4 separate regions of the Homo sapiens genome follow, and all the other regions are linked to region 2. Evidence: chromatin contacts called from ENCODE Hi-C or POLR2A ChIA-PET data. All regions are on one chromosome and are shown on one strand. Each heading gives the region's core, a stretch centred on a gene start or an enhancer-like site at or near the end of the contact. The rest is flanking DNA. Distances are from core to core; before and after follow the strand shown.

The links. Hi-C counts contacts between places; a loop is a spot of excess contacts on that map. ChIA-PET counts read pairs that join two places held with the same protein, here RNA polymerase II (POLR2A). Pooled maps may share reads with other maps.
Region 1: a map of PC-3 shows a loop between it and region 2 (13-fold over the local background). The contact joins the promoter of CHRNA1 here to the promoter of LNPK in region 2. A Hi-C loop is called at or near these places in 2 of 168 maps with a recorded cell type or tissue (PC-3 and naive thymus-derived CD4-positive, alpha-beta T cell), 3 of 37 single-sample maps with no recorded cell type and 8 of 50 pooled maps.
Region 3: a pooled map shows a loop between it and region 2 (5-fold over the local background). The contact joins the enhancer-like site here to the promoter of LNPK in region 2. A Hi-C loop is called at or near these places in 3 of 50 pooled maps.
Region 4: a loop to region 2 is called in a map of CD8-positive, alpha-beta T cell, with 9 times the contacts of the local background. The contact joins the promoter of WIPF1 here to the promoter of LNPK in region 2. A Hi-C loop is called at or near these places in 1 of 168 maps with a recorded cell type or tissue (CD8-positive, alpha-beta T cell), 1 of 37 single-sample maps with no recorded cell type and 4 of 50 pooled maps. POLR2A ChIA-PET finds 5 or more read pairs at or near these places in 1 of 52 experiments (OCI-LY7).

Annotation. Positions count from the first base shown.
Region 1 is chr2:174,762,992-174,768,319 of GRCh38, forward strand. It overlaps CHRNA1 (cholinergic receptor nicotinic alpha 1 subunit), which reads right to left and starts at 1,481. Exons shown (of 9, transcript NM_000079.4): 1 at 1,361-1,481. The coding sequence starts at 1,403. RefSeq lists an enhancer at 1,482-1,981.
Region 2 is chr2:176,000,159-176,006,006 of GRCh38, forward strand. LNPK (lunapark, ER junction formation factor) reads right to left here and starts at 2,109. Exons shown (of 13, transcript NM_030650.3): 1 at 2,002-2,109. RefSeq lists an enhancer at 2,303-2,522.
Region 3 is chr2:177,780,419-177,786,012 of GRCh38, forward strand. All of the region lies in intron 9 of PDE11A (phosphodiesterase 11A), which reads right to left. Among named protein-coding and RNA genes, the nearest start is that of PDE11A-AS1, 110 kb to the left of the region's middle. RefSeq lists an enhancer at 3,721-3,770. Within about 2 kb of position 3,798, at least 4 of the 41 ENCODE cell types and tissues checked have a DNase peak (open chromatin) inside an H3K27ac peak, as active enhancers do.
Region 4 is chr2:174,594,014-174,599,776 of GRCh38, forward strand. WIPF1 (WAS/WASL interacting protein family member 1) reads right to left here and starts at 3,791. Exons shown (of 8, transcript NM_001375834.1): 1 at 3,588-3,791. RefSeq lists an enhancer at 3,814-3,993.

The DNA.
Region 1 (5,328 bases), core at 231-2,730, 1.2 Mb before region 2:
TAATAAACCAAGTCTCCAACTGACCACATTCCAAAATGTATAAATTAAGTGACCTTGGGCAGGTCAGCTTTAGTTTCCTTGTAATAAAAAATTGAGGATGTTGGACTGCCTGATCTAGCTCTAAATTTCTATAAAACACCCATGGAAATCAATGCCAGCAAACTCGAGATTTGACCTAAATACATATCACATACTTCTTTAATAGCTAATCATGCATTTTTGGTTAGCAATAACCAAAATCCTAAGAGATCTCTTAAGGATGTTTACATTAAAGCATATCATTTAAGAATTTTCCTGTGACTGTGGTTTTGCGTGCACGCATGTGTGTGCACGCGCGCGCACACACACACACACACACACACACACATCAGGCCAGCTTTGGCTGGACAGAGTCCAAATCCCACATGATATAATTTATCTGAGTTTAGGCTCTTTCACTCAACTCTGATATTGAAAAAAATTAATAATAAAGCTTTTTGCCTCTTGACCAGAAGGCCTGTGTTTTTCAGAGCAATATTGGAAATGAAAAATCACAGGATGTCAGCCACCTTGTTTCTCAGTTGGGATGATATCACCAGTAAACTTTTATGTGAAGCAATCAGCAAACATCTCCTGTTTCCCTCTAGCGGAAGTCTGGGATTCAGGATGGTGTTTCAGCTGCTGTGTTAGGACACATTCCAGAGTAGAATGCAGGTCAAATGCTGTGCAAGGTTTTATAGTTTCAATTCAAACCCAAACCTATATATAGTAACATCTTAAAAAAAAAAAGTAGGTAGGAATGTATTCATATGGAATTTTTTTTAACTTCAGAAATTTTGAAAAAATTAAAAAATATTTGTCTCTGTGGAGAGAGTTTAGTTATGATTATTAACTGGTTTCTATCTCCAGCACATGTAGCTGTCAATCAGTCCTCTTTATTATTAGAATTCTCCTGGAGCAGTAAAGGGACTTGTTAACTCCATTGTATGTGATTATAAGGCACTGTTCTAAGTATCCATAGTTGTTTAAATATGAACCCCCGGACACTACCATGATCCACAAGTGGTCCAGGTCCTACAAATGGTGCCGAGTGTTCAGAGGGATGAGTCGGCTGCCAGGCATGATGGAGGGAGAGACATGCGTGTCTATCTTGAAGTCTTTGACCAGGCAGTTTCTATTTTAATTAGATAAGGCAAACTAAAAATCTTTATCCAAAAACTCAATCAAGCTAACATCAGGAAGAAACTGACAGAGCAGCCCCTGGTTGGGGAGGCTCTGCCATTCTGTGGTCTCATCAAAGAAGCAAGACTTTGATTTGGGGGCCTCCAGCACTTTAGCCTCAAAGGAGAGCCCTCTCCCCACCCCTGACCCCAGCACTTACCTGAGCAAAGGCTAAAGAGCAGGAGGAGAGGCCAGGGCTCCATGGGCTACCGGAGCTTGTGTGGACCAGGGCAGAGTGGTGGCCTGTGCTTCTCACTGGCACTCTGGCTGGGTGCTTGTCTGCTGGAGGGTTTGGAAAGCGAGTCGGCTCACTAGAGCTATTGTTTTACACCACCTGTTTGTGGGAGCGACAGCTGGGCTGCCCTCAGCCCTGGAGCCCAGGGAGTTACTGGGACTGTACACCATTACAGATATGCCTCACTTTACACAATTGCTTACCCTTGACAAGCTGAGTATGAACTGCATTATATTTTAAATGCACCAGTAGTCAGATCTTAATGAAAAAAAAATGTATAGGAAGGAAGGAATTATTTTAAATGGTGAGCAAACTGCCTCTCTTTTGTGTAAACCAGAACCTCATCTCTGTGGGTTGACTTGATTAGGGTCATTTGGTCTGAGTAGATAGTCAGCTGTTTGTCCTAAACCACAAAAATCCACATTCTGCAAACATGGCTTCAGTTTCATTTCCTCTGCTTCAGTGTTAGGCTGAGGGTGCCGGGGGCTTTTCTGACTGCCTGGATTTCAGAAAAGTGTAGCTGGTGTTGAGTCTGCTGCTGGGAAGCCCCCACGTTGATTGGGTTTGGTTTTTAACAAAGACAGCTTCTTCCATAAAACTGGCTTTACTGGCCCCCAGAGTGGCTGTTCCAACCCCTGCCTCTGTATCAGGCAATACCTATCCCACACGAACCATTAGCTGGAGCAAATTGCCCACGTCCTATGCACTGTGATTCAAGCGAAGAGTAATTATTGGGAAAAAGTGTCCCACCGCATCAGCAGTCGTTCCGGGTTCCTGCCTCCTTCCATCCGTCCCTCTGCCTACTCTCACTCAGGGAAGCAAAGAGCAGAGTGGTTCAGCTTTTCAATTATCTTGCTTGAAAAACATCCTAAAAACCAGCAGTTAGTAATTTCTCAGTCTGAGAAGTATTGTTACCCTAGCTGTGCTTCTTTGCAGGGTGTGAGGTGAGTTCCCAGAAGGAGACAGTTACTTAAAGGTACCCTGCCTGTTCCTTCCAGGCCTCCTTCCCACATGGAACTAGGTGAGAAAGGTCCTCTCACCTCAAGCCCACAACAACATCCTGACAGATCCTCTCATTCCAGTGGATCCAAACAAATCATTAGAGAAGGGGCTTGGAGGGTAGAGGAGAGAGCTGCAAGCTCATACTATTTATATTTTTTGTTTAAACTGTGGGAGATCAGTTAACTGTTTGCTAAAAAAAAATTTGGTTCTCTCCCTTCCATGGAATAGCCCCGTGGCAGAAATACAACCCCCACCCTCTGACCAGCCCCTTCCATCTAAATGGAGCCATGGGACTGACCTCTGGCCAGTGGCATGAGTGGAAAAATGTTCTCAGACTCACAAACCTACCAGAGCTCAGCCCCGCCCTTCTAGTCTTCTGACCGGCTAGAATGGACATGGTCCCAAAGTTAACCTTAGAAACCATGTTCTGAAGGTGGTGTTGCTTTTGACATTCTGAATCCTTGAATGACTGCATGGAGGGGGACCCCCTATCCACCTGCTCACCACCCAGCACTATTTCAATGAAAACAAAACATGCATCGTGCTGAGCCATCAAAATCCTTGGGTTTATTTGTACAGCAGCTAGTGTTCCGTAATTAATAAAATATGTAATCCTTTGCACTAGTATCCTGAGGTTAAAAATAAATTCTAAAATATGTAGCACTGCAGCAGAAGGCAAGAAAATTGATACTGGAGGCTGAAAATATGAAGACCCATGTTATATGGTATCAAATCATTTCATAAACTGTTGTCCTCAATTACTTGGTGAACAATGTGTCTACTGAGCCTGTAGCTCCCAGAATAGAGGCTGGTAAACCCAAAGTTAGTGCACCATGGCTCTTTCTGGCTTTGTTTAGCAAGTCAGTACAAGGAAGAGCTGAGCTCAGGCAAAAATGTGCTGGTTCAAGAGCAGAAATGAAAAGAAATAGAATGAGTCCAGAAATGTGGAGTCTTCTGTTTTGAACTTCAAAAGAGTAAGTGAAAACATGGAATAAAGGCTTTGAGCAACCAAAGCCCGTTAAGACTTCTCTTTAAACAGGCAGTTTCATCACCACAGCAAAGATCACTTTAAGGGTGCTTTCTTCACAGCCAAATCTATTTTTTTTTTCAGATGGCTTCAAGATGGCTGCTATTAAGTTGAAGGAGAGAGGTATAGTGGTTAGGATGCAAAGAAATTAATCAGATTAAAGAATTGTGACCATGTGTGTATATAGGCACATGGGAATGATGGAAACAAATATTGCAGAAGCTTACTCAGTATTTGAAGGAATTATATTGCCAAAGAGTTCATTAACCCAGGCTACAAAAGTTTTGGTTGTTCAAGGCTTAAAGCAGTCCTTGAGTTCCCAAACACACACGGCCAGAAAGCAGGCTCCAAGATCTGCACAGTCTTCCAAAAAGGGTGCTTTCTCCATCCCCTCCTTCAATTGTGGCCGTGAGGGAAAGTGGGCAAGGAAGAACCTCCCCGGGGCATAGCCAGGAACCTCAAACAGCAACGGACAAGGGAGTTCCACCCACAGAGCAGAATCGGGTCGAATCGAGGAATCTGTTGAGACCTTCTCTGTGCCTACCCTGGCTTTCTGCTTACTGCCAATGCCTGCAACCCTGTAACCGAGGGATTTTTTTTTCTTTTTTTTTGGCCATGGGAACACATGAAACAAGCCTGAGATGCTAAAGTGTTACTGCCTCCAGAAACAGGCCTCAACCAATGTTGGAGGATAAATATCCCCGCCCCATCTCCCCTTGGACTGGGTAACCCCCAAGCGTGCCCTACACTCTATGTCTGTGGGAGTGAGTTCCTGTTGCCCATGATGGAAATGGCTCAATAACCCTCCCTTTATTGGCTTCCTCTCCTTCTCTGTCTCTTCTCCCCAATCTGCCACCTCTCAAGTCAACTCAATACAGGGTCAGGGGGACCTCAACTCAAGACAGAATTTCTCCCACTGCCTGGCATGGGGTCTTCACAGTGATATCATTGGAGGCTTTCCCCCTTTATTGCCACAGTTTAAACAAACTGTGATCTCCCACAATTTAAACAAAAAAATCTCTTCTAAAGGTGAACAGTTGAAACCATAGACTAAAAAAAATTACTAAAACTACTATTAATATTATCCTCAGGAGTAAACTGTTTTTTTCATTTAAAAGTTTATTATTCAAGTAATTTGAATTTATTTTAGAGAAATTAGAGAACAGATGAATGAAAAGACCTGCTATCCTTCTACCCAGAATATTTATTTTGATGTTTTAGTTTGTGTCTGTTCAGACCCTGTTTCCATGCATTCCATTCATTCATTCACTAAAAATTTTTTCACTGGGTTTTGCTATGTGCCAAGCAGTGTTCTAGGCATTTGGAATACATCAATAAACACAGCAGACAAAGATTCCTGGTTCTCAGGAAAAATGCATTCTAATTGGAGGAGATGGATGATTAAAAAAATATATATTTTTTACAATTTATTTTTATATATATTACATATGTTATATATTACATAAATAAGATATATATCCTTTTAACAATTTATTTTTATATCATATGTTATATAATATATGGTTATATATTATATATATACATATATGTTTGACTGTATATGTTTACATATATGTTTACATGTATTATATGTTTACATATATTATATATAAACATATATTATATATACATATACATATATTATAAATAAAATATATATAAATGTATATATAAATATATTTATATATTTATATATGAAATACATATATTATATATAAACATACATAATATATAAACATTATATATTATATATAATATACAAACATATACAATAAATTATATATGTAAACATATACAATAAATTATATATGTAAACATATACAATAAATTATACATGTAAACATATATAATATATAAATTGTAA
Region 2 (5,848 bases), core at 859-3,358:
AATCTTGGGAAATGTTTTTCTTAAATTTTCACCTCACTCCAAGACACATTAAAATAATGCAATAAAATAGATCTGGATTCAAAATATGGCTCAACCACATACTAGCTATGCAATCTTGAGCAGATTACTTAAACTCTGCACGCCTCAGTTATTGCATTTGCAAAATGGTAAAAATATCTACACTTCATAGAATTGTTGTATAAATTAAATGAAATTATGTATCATTTGGCACAGTGTCCGACACATAGTAGTAACTGCTTAATTGTAGCCATTATTATTACCAGAAAACACATGTATTTATATGAAACACATTTCTAACTTCTTATAAAGAAAGCACCTATTTCATAATTCTAAAATTGGAAAATTATATTAGTTTGTATTTTTACAAAAATAGATTGCTCTCATTTTCTCTAGTATAAGAAATAGAGCAAAAAATTCTGTAGACTCTGCCATTAAATAACCTTGTAGGTCTTTGAAGGAAACAGCAAAGGAAGTTCTATGTTTATCAAATTCCAAAGTTAAGTATAAGCTATTTAATCACCATCAACAGTACCTCCATAACATATTATACTATACAATTGAAGAGTAAAGGTGATTTATTCTAGAATTCTAACTTTCAAATGTCCTAACTGAAAAGACAATTCTGAAATAGCCCAAGCCACATTTATTGCTCCTCAAAAAGAATTTTAATGAAAAGTACACCTCTATTATATATTAAGCACTCTTAATATATAATGATTAGTGCTTGCTTTCATGGTAAGTCAATTTTCATCTGAACTAAATACCACCAAAAAATTACTATTTGATTATAAATGTTTCTATGTGAAGTCATATATTTTTAATAGCCATATAACTTCTCCTTTTCTTGTATTTTCTTGTTTATATAACATATAAACACTATATAAGTTTACTAACATCATTACTGAGCTGATCTCAATAGATAACAGACAACCTTAAAATTCTAATTTAAACGCACCACTCCTGTTTAAGAAAATGTGTTAAAAGTCAACTTGGTCTTCTGGGGGCTGCTGAGGAAAAGAAATGAGCATTCCCTGCCAGTTTGAACATATTCCTGAAACCAAGCTTACTCACACCCACCAAACCGCTGTTGAATAGAGTCAATTTTGTCAATGCTGACACCCAGGCCATAAAGAAAGGAGGAAACAGTAGACACCGAGCAACACACACCGGAGGCCAACTGGGAAAAGCAGAACACGGAAAACTCAGTGATTCACGGGTCTTGCTTAGTACTGTGAAAGCACCATCAGCAAAGCTGAGTTGACCAATTTCAACTCTTTCTCAATCCGTAAACTATGAACTGACGGAATTTAGATTTGTTTTTCTCCTCCTACCACGCCTCTGATACAATGCACCTTCGCCCTTCCCCTCCACCCCACAGCCCACCATCCCTGAAATAAGGACAATGGTTGGAGAGTCTCTTCTCTAAGTAGCACGTACTCCACGCCCACACGCTAGAGCCCGGCAGCATGACACTGACAGTTTTCAGTCCCTTCTGGTCTTTCTAACTCTTGGAGCCTCCGCACAACTCAGAAAGAGAAGCGGAGAGAACGCTCAAAGCGGACAGCTGAGCGTAGGAAATGCTAGTTTGGGACCTTCTGACCTCTTTGCCCCACCTGTGTCGAGATAAGCTCGACACAAGTGGGCCAAAGAGCTGGGGCTCAAGCCAGTCACCACCCGGAATCTCCTAGAACCGAGCTGGAGAAACTACCAGCCCTAGAGGGGAAACAAGGGTTTCAAGACTCCAGCGCCACCACTGCCAGTGTGCTGGGAAATCCAGGGAACAAGGCGGCGAGCCTGGGTCTGCGCGGACCACCGCGCAGCCTGACTAGCAGCCGCCGCAGAGCTCTAGGCCACTTGGCAGGAGGCGGGGGCACCAAGGAGAGGCAAGCGGGGAACCCGCAGCTTATTTCCCAGGGGCACAGCTCAGCATGCCTCCCCGCTGCAGAGCCCTCCCAACTGCCCTCGCCTTGAGCGTTCTACCTGCAAGAAGCGGGCGCAGCCCGGCCCGGGCGTCCACCCCCGCCAGTCTCGGCCGCCACCGCCCAGCCTGCCTCCAGAGCAGGCAGCAGCCGCCACTGACAGAGAGACAAGCCGGGCCAACTCCTTCCCATGAAACCCCGCGCTCCAGCCGCTCGCCAATTGGCGCCGCGGTCGGCGCGCGCCGCTCCCCCGTCACGTGACCGTACCCTGGGCGGGTAGTTGTTGGGGCGGGTCGGCCGGGAGGTTAGGATCTTGTGTTTGTGGCCTCCGCAGCCAGCTTAGGCTGCTCGGTGTCGTGTCGCAGTTATGTACTGCCATTTATTATGACTCTTAGAATATAGTTATTTCTTACTCTTCCGCTGCCTCCTTTGCTTTTAAAGCCTGTTCTGCCAAGTCTCGCTGGAGAAGGAAACCCCTGAAACTGGTCCTGGTGGTCTCAGACCGCCGCGCGAGCGAAGAGTGGGGAGGACAAAGGTTGGGGAGTTGAGAAGGATGGAGATGGGTGCATCTGGAAGGGAGTCCGTCCTGAGGAGTCCCCCATCAGCTGTCAGCCAGCCAGCAGCAAAGCAAATTAAGACTACACAGCTCCGAAGAAGCCAGTTCCCAACCAAGCCAGTGGAGAAAAGTCAGCCCGGTCCCCAGGAGTGCTTGAGGCTCTGTCACTCTTGGACGTCAAAAAGGGTCATTTGATGACTGGACGCTTACCTCACCGGTGTGAGGTAAGCTTCAAACGCCGTATCATGTTGCTTTAAAACCTGCGGGTAACAGCATAAGCTGAGTTTTCTATCTTAGAACTCTTAACCCCAAGAACACTCTTCACAGGCCCTGATAGGTGGACCCACAAAAAAACCACTCAGGCTATATTTGACTCGGATTTGAAACGCTGCCGAAACGGTATTAAGTGTCCTCCTCAACTGGAAAAGACAAATAACAAATGATGCCTGAATGAGAAAAAGACTAGACGTGCACACAGTAATGTGTGAGCAGGGAAACTTCAGCGAAGGTTTTTATCATGCTTTACCCCTTTTACATGCTTTACCCCATGTGCAAACATTTTTCATGGGTTTTTTTCTATTTTTTATTTATTTTTATTCTATTTTTTTATTTATACACAAAAAAGTTTCAATGATTTTTTAAAGAGTAATAGTTTTAATATGTTACATTTAAACTTTGACGATGCAAACAGGTTGTCAAGAGAAGCAACTGAGCATTGTTTGGTTGGTAAGAAAATTTATTATACTAGAAGCTACCGCATAATTCACTGTGCAATTTGCTTGCCCTAATTGCCTAAATATTTAGTTACAGTTCTGTACACTTGCAAGGATGAGGGGAAGGGAACTGAAGTTTAGCGTGTCACTGTGGATCAGGCACTTTCCAAATGTAGAAGAAAATGAACAGAAACATTTCACCTGTTTTGATGTGGAAATTTAACCGTTTTGTTTTTCAACCTTTGCTGTTGCAAAGTATTAAAGTCCTGTGCAGTTTTGCAAATATATCTCACCGCAGAAAGATCTCCTTTCCTAAGAAGACTGGGAAGAACGGCTTTCCACTTGCCAGTAATGTGTCCTCTGGTTTCAATTGAGCCATCAGTGTCTGTACTCCAGCCTGGGCTACCAAGCGATACCCCACCTCTGAAAAAAGGGTAGCAAGGGGACAGAGAAGAGCTGTCTGGATACACGAGATTCCAAAAACCTAATCCTGAGATAAAATTCCCTAGGGAATTGCTCTACCGAGAGTAGAGATTTGACCTGGAAAGAGAAGGGAGAGAAGTATTTAATCATTAACTCTTTTAATCCTCCCAACAACCTTTTTAGTATCATTTTTCAAATGAGGAAACTGAAATGTAGAAAGATTATGTACACTGTTGAAGGTAACACTAAGCCACTGCCTCCTTCATATCAAGAATAGTTGTTCATCGAGCAAATAAAGTGAGGGAAAGACATTACAAGCAGAGAAATCAACATACACACTATTGTGGCTGGACTTCAGGCTACAGGGTGGTTCCAAATATTTATTGACAAGGCCCTGTGTTACGTGCTGAGGATACAGAGATAAATAAACCAGCTGTCCTAAAGCCGCTGACACTAGTGAGAGAAACCTTAAAAAAAATACAATGCAGACTAAATAAGTGCTGTGATAGAGGCTAATGTTCACGGTATTGGAAAATGATAAGAAAACAGCAGCCGGAGAGAATGTGAGAAAGCCAGTGAAGGTGCTGCTTTAGCAGAGTCCAAATGTCAAGAGTTATCCCCTACTAACCCTGAAATTGTTCTGGGATAGGGTCTAAAGAATGAAATCCAAAGAACAACAGAGAAGAACACCAGAGAATACTTGGAGAGAGGAAACAAATTGCTCTAACCAATGGAGTTTTAAATGGTCTAGTTTAAAATAGGTTGAATTTACCTAGGTGTTATGAGAACTTAAGAACTTACATAAGTGGCATTCATTGGTATGGTCAAAGAGGTTAGGTAAGGCTTCTTTGAGGAAGTCACACCAGAATGGAGATCCAAAAGATGAGAAACTGAAAAAGGGAGAGTGGGAAACAGAGGGAATATCATGTGTAAAGCCTTTTTGTCAGAAGGGAACACTGCAAGCCTGAGGGACTGAAAGGAGGCTATTGTGGCTAGAGCCTAGGTTGCAGGGAGAAAGTGCACCAGTTTGAAGCTGGAGACCAGATTAAGCAGAGTCTTATTGGCCATATTAAGAACTGTAATCTTAAGAGAAAAAGGGAGGGGGAGGGCATTTGACATGATTGGATCTGTGTTTTGAAAAGATCATTCCAGCTGCAGTGTGGGAACACAAGCAGAGCCAGCACTGGACTAATTAAATCTATGAGTGGTGTTAGTGTTGGTAGGCATGCAAGTGGCTTGGGGTAGGAACAAGGAGATGGACAGAAGTGGGGGAAATGGAACAATAGGAAGTAAAGTGGAAGGTCTTGGTGATGGATTCAAATATCATGGGGTGGGATGGGGACTGAGGGAGAGGGAGGAGTCAGATAACTCAGAATTTCTAGCAGACCCAGTGGGTGGATAGTAATGCCATCATTGAGATATGGAGGACACTGGAAGAGAGCCAGGTTTGGGGGAAGAGGGTAATTTCAATTTGAACACGTTAAGTTTAAGATATTTTTGTGACTTCAAGGGAAGATGTAAACATTGGAATCTTTAGGTCTGCAGCACTGGGCTGGAGAAAAAAATATATATTACCATTTGCAATTTTTTGTTTTCTGCAGGGTACTTATTTTTTCAAAATACATATGTCTTTATTGTAAATAAGATGTTTTGTTTTTAAACATATTTAGACGCACTTGAACCCAGGAGCCAGAGGGTTGCAGTGAGCTGAGATGTCACCATTGCACTCCAACCTGGGCAACAAGAGCAAAACTCAGTCTCAAAAAATAAATAAAAATATATTGAGAACAGAATTTTAAACTAGAGCAGTTTCCCAGACTTCTCTGAGAGTCACCAGTGTCCCTTATCAAAAACTCAAATTCTCAGGCCCATCCCCTAGAGATTCTGATTTCACTTGTCTGGTATAGGGGGCCTGGAAATGTGGATTTTTTGACAAATGCCACTGGAGATTCTTCTTATTGCTGAGTTTCTCTGGGAAGTGGTATGCCAGTGCCAGAGGCTACCTGCATAAGAGTCACCACAGTGCTTATTGAAATATAGATTCTCGGGCCCTGCAGACTAAATCTATAGGGATAGAAGGGTTGTGAGGAATGGAAAAAGGAACATGGTACCATGTCAGGTGGTCCAAGACCTCACCCTTCATCTTTGACAGAGATGTTCTGCGCGTCCCACTGGGCAGCCCAGAGGAAAGTGGATGTCCCTTGCTGGGTGATGCG
Region 3 (5,594 bases), core at 2,548-5,047, 1.8 Mb after region 2:
TTCAAAATGGTAAATAAGCACTGGCTTCAATTTAAAATCACCAGCAACTTACCATAGCCCCTAACAAGAGAGTCAGCCTGTGCTTTGAAGACATTGACTTCTCCTCTCTAGTTATGAAATTCCTAGATGGCATCTTCTTCCAGTAGAAAGCTGTTTTGTCTGCATTGAAAATCTGTTGTCTACTGTAACAACCTTTATCAATGATCTTAGCTAGATGTTCTGGATAACTTGCTACAGCTTCTACATCAGCACTTGCTGCTTCATCTCACACTTTTATGTTTTGGAGATGGCTTCTTCCCTTAAAGTTCATGAATCTCTGCTAGCTTCAAACTTTTCTTCTGCAACTTCCTCACCTCTCTCAGTCTTCATAGATTTGAAGAGAATTAGGGCCTTGATCTGGATTAGGCTTTGGCTTAAGAGAATGTTGTGGCTCATTTGATCTTTTCTTCAGACCACTAAAACTTTCTCCATATCAGCAAAAAGGCTGTTTCACTTTCTTATTATTCATATGTTCACTGGAACAGCATTTTTAATTTCCTTCAAAAACTTTTCCTTTGCATTTACAACTTGGTTGTTTGGCATAAGAGGCCTAGCTTTCAGCCTATCTCACCTTTTGACATGCCTTTCTCACTAAGCTTAATCATGCCTAGCTTATGATTAAAAGTGATAGATGTGCAACTCTTCCTTTCACTGGAACACTTAGAGGTCATTGTAGGGTTATTACTTGGCCTAATTTCCATATTGATGTGTCTTGGAAAACAGAGAGGCCCAAGGAAAGGGAGAGAGATGGGGAAGAGCTGGTCAGCAGAGCAGTCAGAACACAAAACATTTATCAATTAAGTTTACCGCCTTATATGGGCACAGTTCATAGTGCCCCAAAGGATTACAATAGTAACATTAAAAATCACTGATCACAGATAATTGTAACAGATATAATAAGACGTATAAAATGTTGTAAGAATTACCAAAATGTGACACAAAAACACAAAGTAAACACACACTGCTGCAAAAATGGTGCCAATAGAGTTTGCGGTCAATTTGAGACCTTGCCCATCTTGGCTGAATTCTCAATTTCTTTTTCTTTTCTTTTTTTTTTTTTTGAGACTCTGTCTGTCACTCTGTTCCCCAGGCTGGAGTGTAGTGGCTTGATCTCAGTTCACTGCAGCCTCCATCTGCTGGGTTCAAGAGATTCTCCTGACTCAGCCTCCAAGTAGCTGGGACTACAGGTGCGTGCCACCACACCCAGCTGATTTTTGTAGTTTTAGTAGAGAAGGGGTTTCGCCATGTTGGCCAGGCTGGTCTTGAACTTCTGACCTCAGGTGATCTGCCCGCCTCTGCCTCCCAAAGTGCTGGGATTACAAGTGTGAGCCACCATGTCCAGCTGAATTCTCTTTTAATTAAACTTCTTGACCAAAGAGATATGCCGTTTTTGCTTTTGTTTTATCCAAAGGTATGAAGCCAACTCTCCAGTGGTTTGAGTGGGCCCTCAACTTGGGATGAGAAATTCATTCACCATTTTTTCACCCAAATCAAAGGTTTAATGTAATCATTCTATGTCATTACCCAGATTAAAATGTTAATTTTAGTAACCACACTTTAAATCTCAATCTAATTTTTAAATGCAAGCCATTAAGATGCATTCATAAGGCTAAATACTATTCATTAGCTAGTACATAATGACAACACTGACATTCATTTGGCAGTTTCCCAAACTATCTTTCCCTCTAAATATTGGTACCTGTGCCCTTGCCAGAGGATAACATATCTTGTATTATATAAATCTTGAAATTTAACAGGTACTTTGCAACTACATCCAAATTATTATCTGGTGAATTAAGATGACCACACATTCTTTGACACTATTTCTATGAGAGGTGGGGTCTATGTCCCTTCCCTTTGACTCTATGTGGGGTTTGTGTTTAAACCATTAAGTTGCCAAAAAGTGGTTAAAAAGCAATAAATAAACAAAACATTATCAACATTCAACTGGGACTTGCCACCCTATGCCATCCAAAGATTTCTGTAATCAGGTGTCAACTGAAGCTTCCTTGTCTTTCAAAATCTAGGTAAGATCAACGTGAACCCCTAAACTCATGAAATACTATGGAAATTCAAAGCCTTTTTCAAAATGTCTACATATTCTTGGCAGGTTTATATTCTCATCTTGGCCTTTGAGTTCTTATGTATTCTTGTGCTGTATCTGTTATATAATCATCACACTAAATGTGAAATTCAGCTCCCTCCTCAATTTCCACACCAAAAAAATCCACTCACATCAAGAATTCATAAATTTAGTATAATGTGAAGAAGGTTCTTTCTTTTTTGCTTCCTTCCTTCCCTCTTCCCTTCTTCCCTACTTCCTTCCTTTCTCTTTCTCCCTCCTTTTTCTTCTCTTTCTCTCCCTTTCTTTTCTTTCTTTCCTTCCTCCATCCTTCCCTTCCTTCTTTCTCTATCTCTCCCCTCTCCACTTGCTTTCTGAAAAGACAAATTATGAAGTTGCATCAAAACAAACAAACAAACAAACAAACAAACAAGCACCCTCTCATGAAGTATCAGCTCCACCATTCTCAAAATAGATTTTGCCCCTGCCACCAATGGGGCATTTCACTGACCATTAATCTCGTACAGTCTCAGCCTTTACTCATATTTCTGGCTTCTCTCCAATGTAACTTTCTCTTTTTCTCTTTTCCCCCTCCCTATATTCAAATGTATAATAACACAATTCTCTTCATTTCTCATACAGAATCATTTCCCACATCCTCTGATTACTAGAGGCAGTCAATATTCATTCCCTCATAATCTGTACAATATCAAGAGGGCTTGTCAAGGATTTTCCCATACAACTCCTTCCTTAGTCTTAGTGAGGAATGCTGGGGCCTATGGTTAGATAACATTTCATTCACCTTGTTATACTTCAGAAGTTCTCATATGTGTCTTAAGTTATTTATTAGCTCAGTGGTTAGATTCTAGTCTTGTCCATGTTTTTGAGGTGGTTTTTTTCCCCCTGGAATTTGGACTGATTTCTAAATTCTTTCTGAGCAACAAGTACCCAAACTAACATTTTCATATTTGTCTTCCATTTTTTCTATTAAGCTCATTAAAATTACTACTACCTTTTTTCCTGAGGCCCTGCAAGCTAAAGCTTATTCCTTGCAATATAGGCAAGAAAAATGAGTCAGATTGCCACTGCATTACTCTTCTGTAACTAAAGATGCTTTAAGTCTAACATCTGGATAGATTTTGCCCAAAATTAACCTTTGTTTTTATTCTGTTTCCACAAAAACGCCTCTTATTGAAAATCTGTTTGGCTTTGTATTTCAGACAAAAGGGTACTGGTTTTCCAGCCTATTCACTTAGATTTCAAATGGCATTGATCTCTTCCTATAAGCATTGTTAAACTGGGGTTAAGCATTTTATTAATTATCACTAGGTGCTATTTCATTTAAAAAATTATTTGTTATATTCAACAGGTATTCAGATGGGTAAAGTTTATATCTTCCAGGCTACCAAAGTTCCAGACAAACATGATAATTGACTCAAGGGTTCCAGCCTGTGCCACTGCAGGAAGGACTGAGTCCCTATAAATCATTAGATAAGGTAGTGAGAGATTTCTATGCCTCCAGATCAGATAGAGATGACAGCTCCTGTTCAGGATGAAGCAGTTACAGAAGATGAAACCTCTGTCCCTCTACAACCTTTTAGGATTAAGGAAGAGTGCACAGTCTCTGAGGAGAGATGAAAAAGGAATTCAGCAGGACTTGTTTCACAAGATACAGACCACAAAGACTGCTGATAAAACAGGATGTGGTAAAGAAGTCTGCCAAAACCTGCCAAAACCAAGATGGCTATGAAAACAACCTCTGGTCATTCTCAGTGCTCATTATACACTAATTATAATATATTAGCATACCAATGGAAACTCCACCAACATCATAACAGTTTACAATTACAATTACAGTTACAAATGCCGTGGCATTGTCCTGAAACTACCCTATATGATCTAAACGGGAGAGGATCCCTCAATTCTGGGAACTCTCAGCTGCTTTCCCAGAAAACTCATGAATAATCTACTCCTTGTTTAGCACATAATCAAAAAATAACCATAAGTATAGTCAGTCAAGCAGCCCATGCTGCTATCTGCCTATGGGGTAGCCACCCTTTTATTCCTTTAGTTAATAAAGTTGCTTTCACTTTACTCTGTCACTTTACTGCTGGCTTTCACTTTACTCTATCACTTTATACTTTATTGCTGGCTCTTGAATTCTTTCCTGCACAAGCCAAGAACCCATGTGACCTCCCAAGCTGAGTTCCAATTTTGAGGTTTGCCCTGTGACATCTTTGGCTTATGAAAGCAATCTGATTAAGATCCAGCTTAAAATTATAATCATGTAAGTCAACTCTACTACATAGTTTTGAGCACAGAAATCAGAATTCATGCTATGAATTGCCCTAGGCTTGTAGTCTGAACTTGTTCTCTCCCTATTTGCAGGGGTCAGTGGTAGGATTTAATCTGTTTATACGGATTAACTGCTGTATAGATTACCTACAGCAATTCTTAAGACAGGCTGTTTCCTTTCATTTAGTAAAACTTTGTTTTCTTAATTTGTCAATGCTTAGTGTGCCAACAATGGGGGGCCAGTATAGTTTGGTCTTTGAGCATAGGGGCTTTGTGTCAGACTGCTGAGCTCACAATCCTGGCTCACTAGACCTGTAACCTTGGCCTAATTATATAACCTATGTCTCAGTTTCCTCATCAGTAAAAGGTGAGAAATATATGCACTTTTCAATCATATTTCACTGGCCAGAGCAAGTTACAGCACTCCACCTGATTTCAAGGAAGTGAGGCAGTGTAATATGATCATGGGCCCAGATAGGAGAGAACCAGAAAAAAAACTGATGATGAGCACTGATGGTAACCACAATGGTTTGGGCAATCAAATAGCAAGTTATGTTAGAATAGCGTTTAAAGACAATTCTGGGAGGGCAGCCAAGATGGCCGAATAGGAACAGCTCCAGTCTACAGCTCCCAGCATGAGCGACGCAGAAGACGGGTGATTTCTGCATTTCCATCTGAGGTACCGGGTTCATCTCACTAGGGAGTGCCAGACAGTGGGTGCAGGACAGTAGGTGCAGTGCACCATGCATGAGCCGAAGTAGGGCGAGGCATTGCCTCACTCGGGAAGCACAAGGGGTCAGGGAGTTCCCTTTCCTAGTCAAAGAAAGGGGTGACAGACGGCACCTGGAAAATCGGGTCACTCCCACCCTAATACTGCGCTTTTCCGACGGGCTTAAAAAACGGCGCACCAGGAGATTATATCCCACACATGGCTCGGAGGGTCCTATGCCCATGGAGTCTCGCTGATTGCTAGCACAGCAGTCTGAGATCAAACTGCAAGGCGGCAGCGAGGCTGGGGGAGGGGCGCCCACCATTGCCCAGACTTGCTTAGGTAAACAAAGCAGCCAGAAAGCTTGAACTGGGTGGAGCCCACCACAGCTCAAGGAGGCCTGCCTGCCTCTGTAGGCTCCACTTCTGGGGGCAGGGCACAGACAAACAAAAAGATAGCAGTAACCTCTGCAGACTTAAATGTCCCTGT
Region 4 (5,763 bases), core at 2,541-5,040, 1.4 Mb before region 2:
ATGCATTGTTAGTCTCCATTTGAGCTGAATGTGGAGCACACGCTTGCCATACACAGAATCCCTCATTTCTCAAAATGTACTGCTCTTTTCTCAGTCAATCATCATTGAAAAACAATACTTCAGCAACGTCTGATTAGGTTGTCTTCTTAATGGTAAATGTCAATTTAAGTCTGCTGAACCTAGAAATGCTTCTTTTATAGTTCTTTTAGATAAGGAGGTGATTTATTTTGGCGGGGAGTAGGAAAGGTGTTTTTCAAAGAAGACATTTTGAAGCATCTCGAACATCACTAAGACTGGCTAGGAGCTTGGACACAATTTTACTGCAAGAGTACTGCTAGGGAAATAAAGGTTGCTATGAAGTAAAATTATTTTTTAATCCACTATTGTGCACATTTAATTTTAAAATTAATACAAATTCACAGACATCGAAGACCCTTTTAATAGTGAGAAAATGAAGGTGAGCTGAATGACACGCCTACCTGTCATTATTTAACTGAAGGAAAGGGAAAGGAAACATTTTTATTTTATCCATATAATTAAAGAGTAGCAGGTTTTCTCCCATACTTCCCATCTCTTTAAGGGGTTCAAATCTCCAAGCTAAAATCTGCCTAAATCGCTATCACCACATTTAGTTCTACCAGAGGATTAAGATGTGCCACTGTTTCTCTCTCTCTCTTTCTCTCTCTCTCTCTCTCACACACACATACACACACAGCATATATGTCAGCACACTTGATATATACTGTATTCATTTTATCATTGAAAGTACAGCTTTATGATATAAGCAGAAGTGTCACCAAGTTTACCTCTGAAGAAGTGAAAAGACTTAAAAAGGAAAATATCTTACTTGAGATTGTTAGTTTTAAAGATATTTACTGTTGCTGTGACATTTAAAGCAAAACATTTGTAATCTCAGATTCCCAAGGCCGGAAAAGCACCTCAAGAAATCATACTGGCTGGGTGTCGTAGCTCATGACTATAATCCCAGCACTCTGGGAGGCCAGGGTGGGAAGATAGCTTGAGCCCAAGAGTTTGAGACCATCCTGGGCAAACATAGTGGGACCCTCATCTCTACAAAAAAAAAAAAAAAAAAAAAATATATATATATATATATATATATATATATAATTAACTGGGCATGGTGGCACACATCTGTAGTTCCAGCTACTTGGGAGGCTGAGGTGGGAGGACTGCTTGAGTCCAGGAGTTTGAGGGTGCAGTGAGCTGTGATCATGCCATTGCACTCCAGTGTGGATGACAGAGCAAAACCCTGTCTCAAAAAAAAAAAAAAAAAAAACAGAAAAGAAAAAGAAAAACAGAAATCATACAATTTATAATGTTGCTTCCAAGCTGCACTTGTGAAAAAAAGCTCTTACAATTCAGATAACTTCCTCCACATTTAGTTGTTAGGTGGCCTTGGGTAAATTACTTAGCTTATGTAAGTCCGGTTTTCAAAATAATAGCACCTACTTAGTAGGGTTATTCAAGAGTTAAATGAAGGAGTGCTTAATAAGTATTAGCCATTTTCAAAAAATAAAATAAGCAAAGGTGAAGAACGTAACACAAAATAAGTGGTCAGTAAATATCACAGTCTTTCCCCCTATTTAACCACGAGAAAGAGAAACCATGAGCTGATTTAAATCAGCCTATGTGTGTACACCCATGCAAACTTCCATATTACAAGTGAATGGTGAAGGGAGATGTGTATAAAGTGCATTTCAAATTTCTCAGAAAAGCATACTGATTAAGGCATTCCTTATTCTAGTATTTTTTTACAGTTTTAATTTTCAGGACAGACAGAGGTATTTATGGAAGTCCAGGAGAAATGCTTTCTTCAACAACAAGCACATGTTTAACAATTTGGACAAAATGAGTCAAACCTTAAAGCAGAAATATATCATAATTTAAACAGCCAGAAACTTCCAAAGTAAATGATGTGTGTTCATAAAATGTTAAGAAGGCTTCAAAAGGTCATAACACTTAAAGGGTCCAGGAATTCAGTATCACTTCATCTCATATTTTAGGTAGGCTGGGGAACTTCCAGCCTACAGGCCAGATTTAGAATTTGATCAGATCTGAAGTTGCTGCTCGATCCCAGGAACTAATTTTCACCACAGGGAGTTCTCTGAATATTTCAGTCCACCCAGAGTATGTGTAACCCTTAAAAGGTTAGATATTAGAGTAGCTGAAGCGCTATGAGCAAATAGCCCATGAATAAACTTTTCAAAGAGCAATAGAAAACCTGACTTAGTGAAAAATGACTTTCAGGTAAGTCATTTAATGACCTTAGACTGATAAAAGGAAGAGTTTTGACATGATGATATTCCAGTACAGAAGAACAAAGCTTGATAAAGTTAACACATAGCACTGTAGTCCAAGTGAATTGTAAGAGTATGATTTCCACACAGATCAACCTCAAAACCTTTTCCCAGTTTCTCATCTTCCTTTCTCACTGTCCTGTCCTATTCTTTCCCCAGTCTTTCATCTTTCTCTCTACCAAGCTGTCTTACTTTGCTTAGTTAGAATCTTTCAGTAGCCTTTTCATTTACCACCTCTCCATTCTCTACTACATATACTAGTTATGCCATTAAATTATTTAAAATAACTTGTATGCCTGTAATCCCAGCACTTTGGGAGGCCGAGGCGGGCAGATCACTTGAGGTCAGGAGTTTGAGACCAGCCTGACCAACATGATGAAACCCTGTCTCTACTAAAAATACAAAAACAAAAAAAACAAAAAACTTGTACTTAGTGACTAAAGTTATATGTGCCTTCTGAGTTTTTTAAAGCTTTATTTTATATTTCTTCACGGGGAGAAAGGAACATAAGTCAAATTGTTTCTTCCTACATATTCTAGAAAAAAGTTTTTTAATGTAAAAAGTTTCCTTAGTTCTGCTCTATAAGCCTCTGAGTAGATGGCTTGAAATTTTAAAAATCACAATATTTTATGCCAAAACATTAATCATATTAAACATAAAGTTATAACTAATGCTGTAGAATTTGATTTGCGATAGTAATTGTGCACACACTGTTATAACAGGAATAGACTTATTCTAAAAGACAAATCGTATTATAAAAGACTCTGCTTAGAAATGGTTTAGTTTGAGTTTTGAACTTAAATAGCACATTGGCAGCAACAGAACTGCAACAGCTTAGTTCCATGGTATTTTCGTTTGAAGCTTCCAATGGCTCCTTGTACTTTAAAGCACTTATTGTTGCTGGCCACACCAAAGATTCAAAGGCAGTTGTGTGGACAACTGTATCATACACCAAAAGGATATATTTACCGACATAAGCCCCCAATTTAAATGGGAAAATAAATTCCTGTGGATCCAAACTTGTCCAGTGGTCAAAAAAATTCTATTGAAAATCTTGCTTACATTTTGGCTCAAAGCATAAGTTATGAATCATTCACAATCACCATAGTGGTGAAACTAGCATTCTGGGCAACAGGAATAGCTCACATGGTGCTCTACAGAAAAATTAAACAACTTTATCTTGACATACTATGGTCCATTAAAAGCCATTTAGTTCTTCCCTGTAGCTGATAAATGAAATAAACTTAGTTTGAATATAATTTTTCTTACCGTTAAAGGGTACTGCAGGGAGCCATGGTCAGGGACACAGGCAGACAGAGGGCCAGCGGGACAGGAGCCAAGAGAGAAAACTGTCCCTGAAAAAGGTATCATCTTCTAACGCAAGTGTGGGGTCGTTTTTGGACAGCCATTTTGGACAAGCTCTGGCCTCTTGTTAAATGTGACATACTGAGTCAGAGGCAGACGTCCTTCTGTGGTTATTCGCTTCCTGTCTGATTAATTTGTTGTTTGTTGTTCCTTCCTCCTTTGCTGCAGAAAAAGAAACTAGATTGGTTTTGCTTAAGAAGCAAGCAAGAAAAAAAACCTAAATTAAAAAAAATTAAATGTTTCTCCTCCCCACAAGGTGTAATACACAGCTATTTGGTACAGTGACAAGAGGAGATGAGCACCTCCACTCAGTGAAGAGTCCAACTTTATTCTAGATATTCCCACAAAAATAACTGTTCATGGAACTTGAGATTCCTTTAGGAAAATTATATTTGAAAGTATCACTGTAAATACTGACTATTCCATTGAGTAATAGGGAAAAGAGTCACTCAAGAAAGAAAAGCTCTTACCTACCTTACCTTATCGCTTCATTAGGCTAAGGGCTTCTTCTCATTTACAGGGCATTCAAGTGTGTGGGGAGAAAGTTACAAATGCAGGTAAAGAGAGCAGGTCAGGTGTATGAAGGCAAATGAGGTTCTTTTTTTGGTTTTGTTTTATTTATTTCTTTTTTTTTAGAGAGACAGTCTTGCTGTCACTTAGGCTGGAGTGCAGTGGCGTAATCATAGCTCCCTGTGGCCCTGACCTCCTGGGTTCGAGCAATCCTCCAGCCTCAGCCTCCTGAGTAGCTGAGACTACAGGCATATGCCACTGCACCTGGCTAATTTATTTTATTTTTATATTTGGTAGAGATGGGATCTTGCTTTGTTGCCCAGCCTGGTCTTGCACTCCTAGCTTCAAAGTGATCCTTCCATCTTAGCTTCCCAGATTGCTGGGATTACAGGCTTGAGCTACCATACTTGGCAGCAAATGAGTTTTGAAACGTGATTTTGGTGCCCAAGTCAGGGTAATAATATACAGCTTAAGTCAGCTGCAGATCCATAGCTTTCTATGCCAAATGTTTCTGTCCCCCACACTTAATGGGATAACAGTAACTCTCCTAGAAGATGCTTGACAAAAGCATAGAGATAAAGAGGGTGGAAGGAAGAAAGTCAGATTTCTCATTATTAAAGAACTCAAGAGGTGGATGGCAATGGAATACATGTAGAAAACATTTTATCAAAACCTTGAGTTATGTATAGAACGATCTGAAAATGCTCATAATTTTTTCTTAACCCATCTTAAAGGTTCAGACTTACATATGCAACACATAGTATATAACTCTGAGAAAACAGTAACAGTCAAAGAATTTAAAAGAGAGGCATATTTCAGAAACTAGCTTCATTGTAAAATCTGAATGTTGGGTCCTGATTCTGCTAGGATCAGAGGCCAGAGGCATGAAAAGAACGTATGTTGTCTAACATTGCCTTACCTGTAAAGTGATGGAACTGGGCTAGATGAGTAATTTTCAACTCAGGTAGCTGTTGGGGGTGGTGAGCAGTGAGTGGGAATGGTGGGGGCAGGGGCCTGTAGCATTCAGTGGGTGGGGCCAGGAATGGGAAATTTCCTATGGTGCTTATGACAGTCCCACCCAAAATACCAGAAGTGCTCCTACTGGGGAGTACTGGGACAGATGATGTCTAAGGATCTTTTAAACTCAAAATTCCCTGAGATAGGAGTCTAATTGCATGAGCAGATTCATGATGCCAGGCCATGGGCACAGTTCCTGGAGTGGAGTACCCAAGAATAAGTGACTGAGAGTCCTCTGCTTTGCCTGGAGCCCCTTGAAGGCAGGGACCGCCTCTTGTCTAACTCTGGCCTGGTGTCCACCCGTGACTTAGGTCACAAATAAATACCTGCAGGCATGGGGCTGGACAGAGGTGGAGGCCTACAGCTATCAGCCACTTCCCGCGATACAAACCCTCAGGAAAACAGAAAACTTGATCAACTATTAAGTAAATGCCTGAGTGAATCTTTGGGGAAGTCTAATTATAGTTGGGTCTAAAAAGAGAACATGGGCGATATGACAATTTCTCTACGTATTTTCAGAATTATTTTGAAGTTCTCTAAGTAAGACACCCCA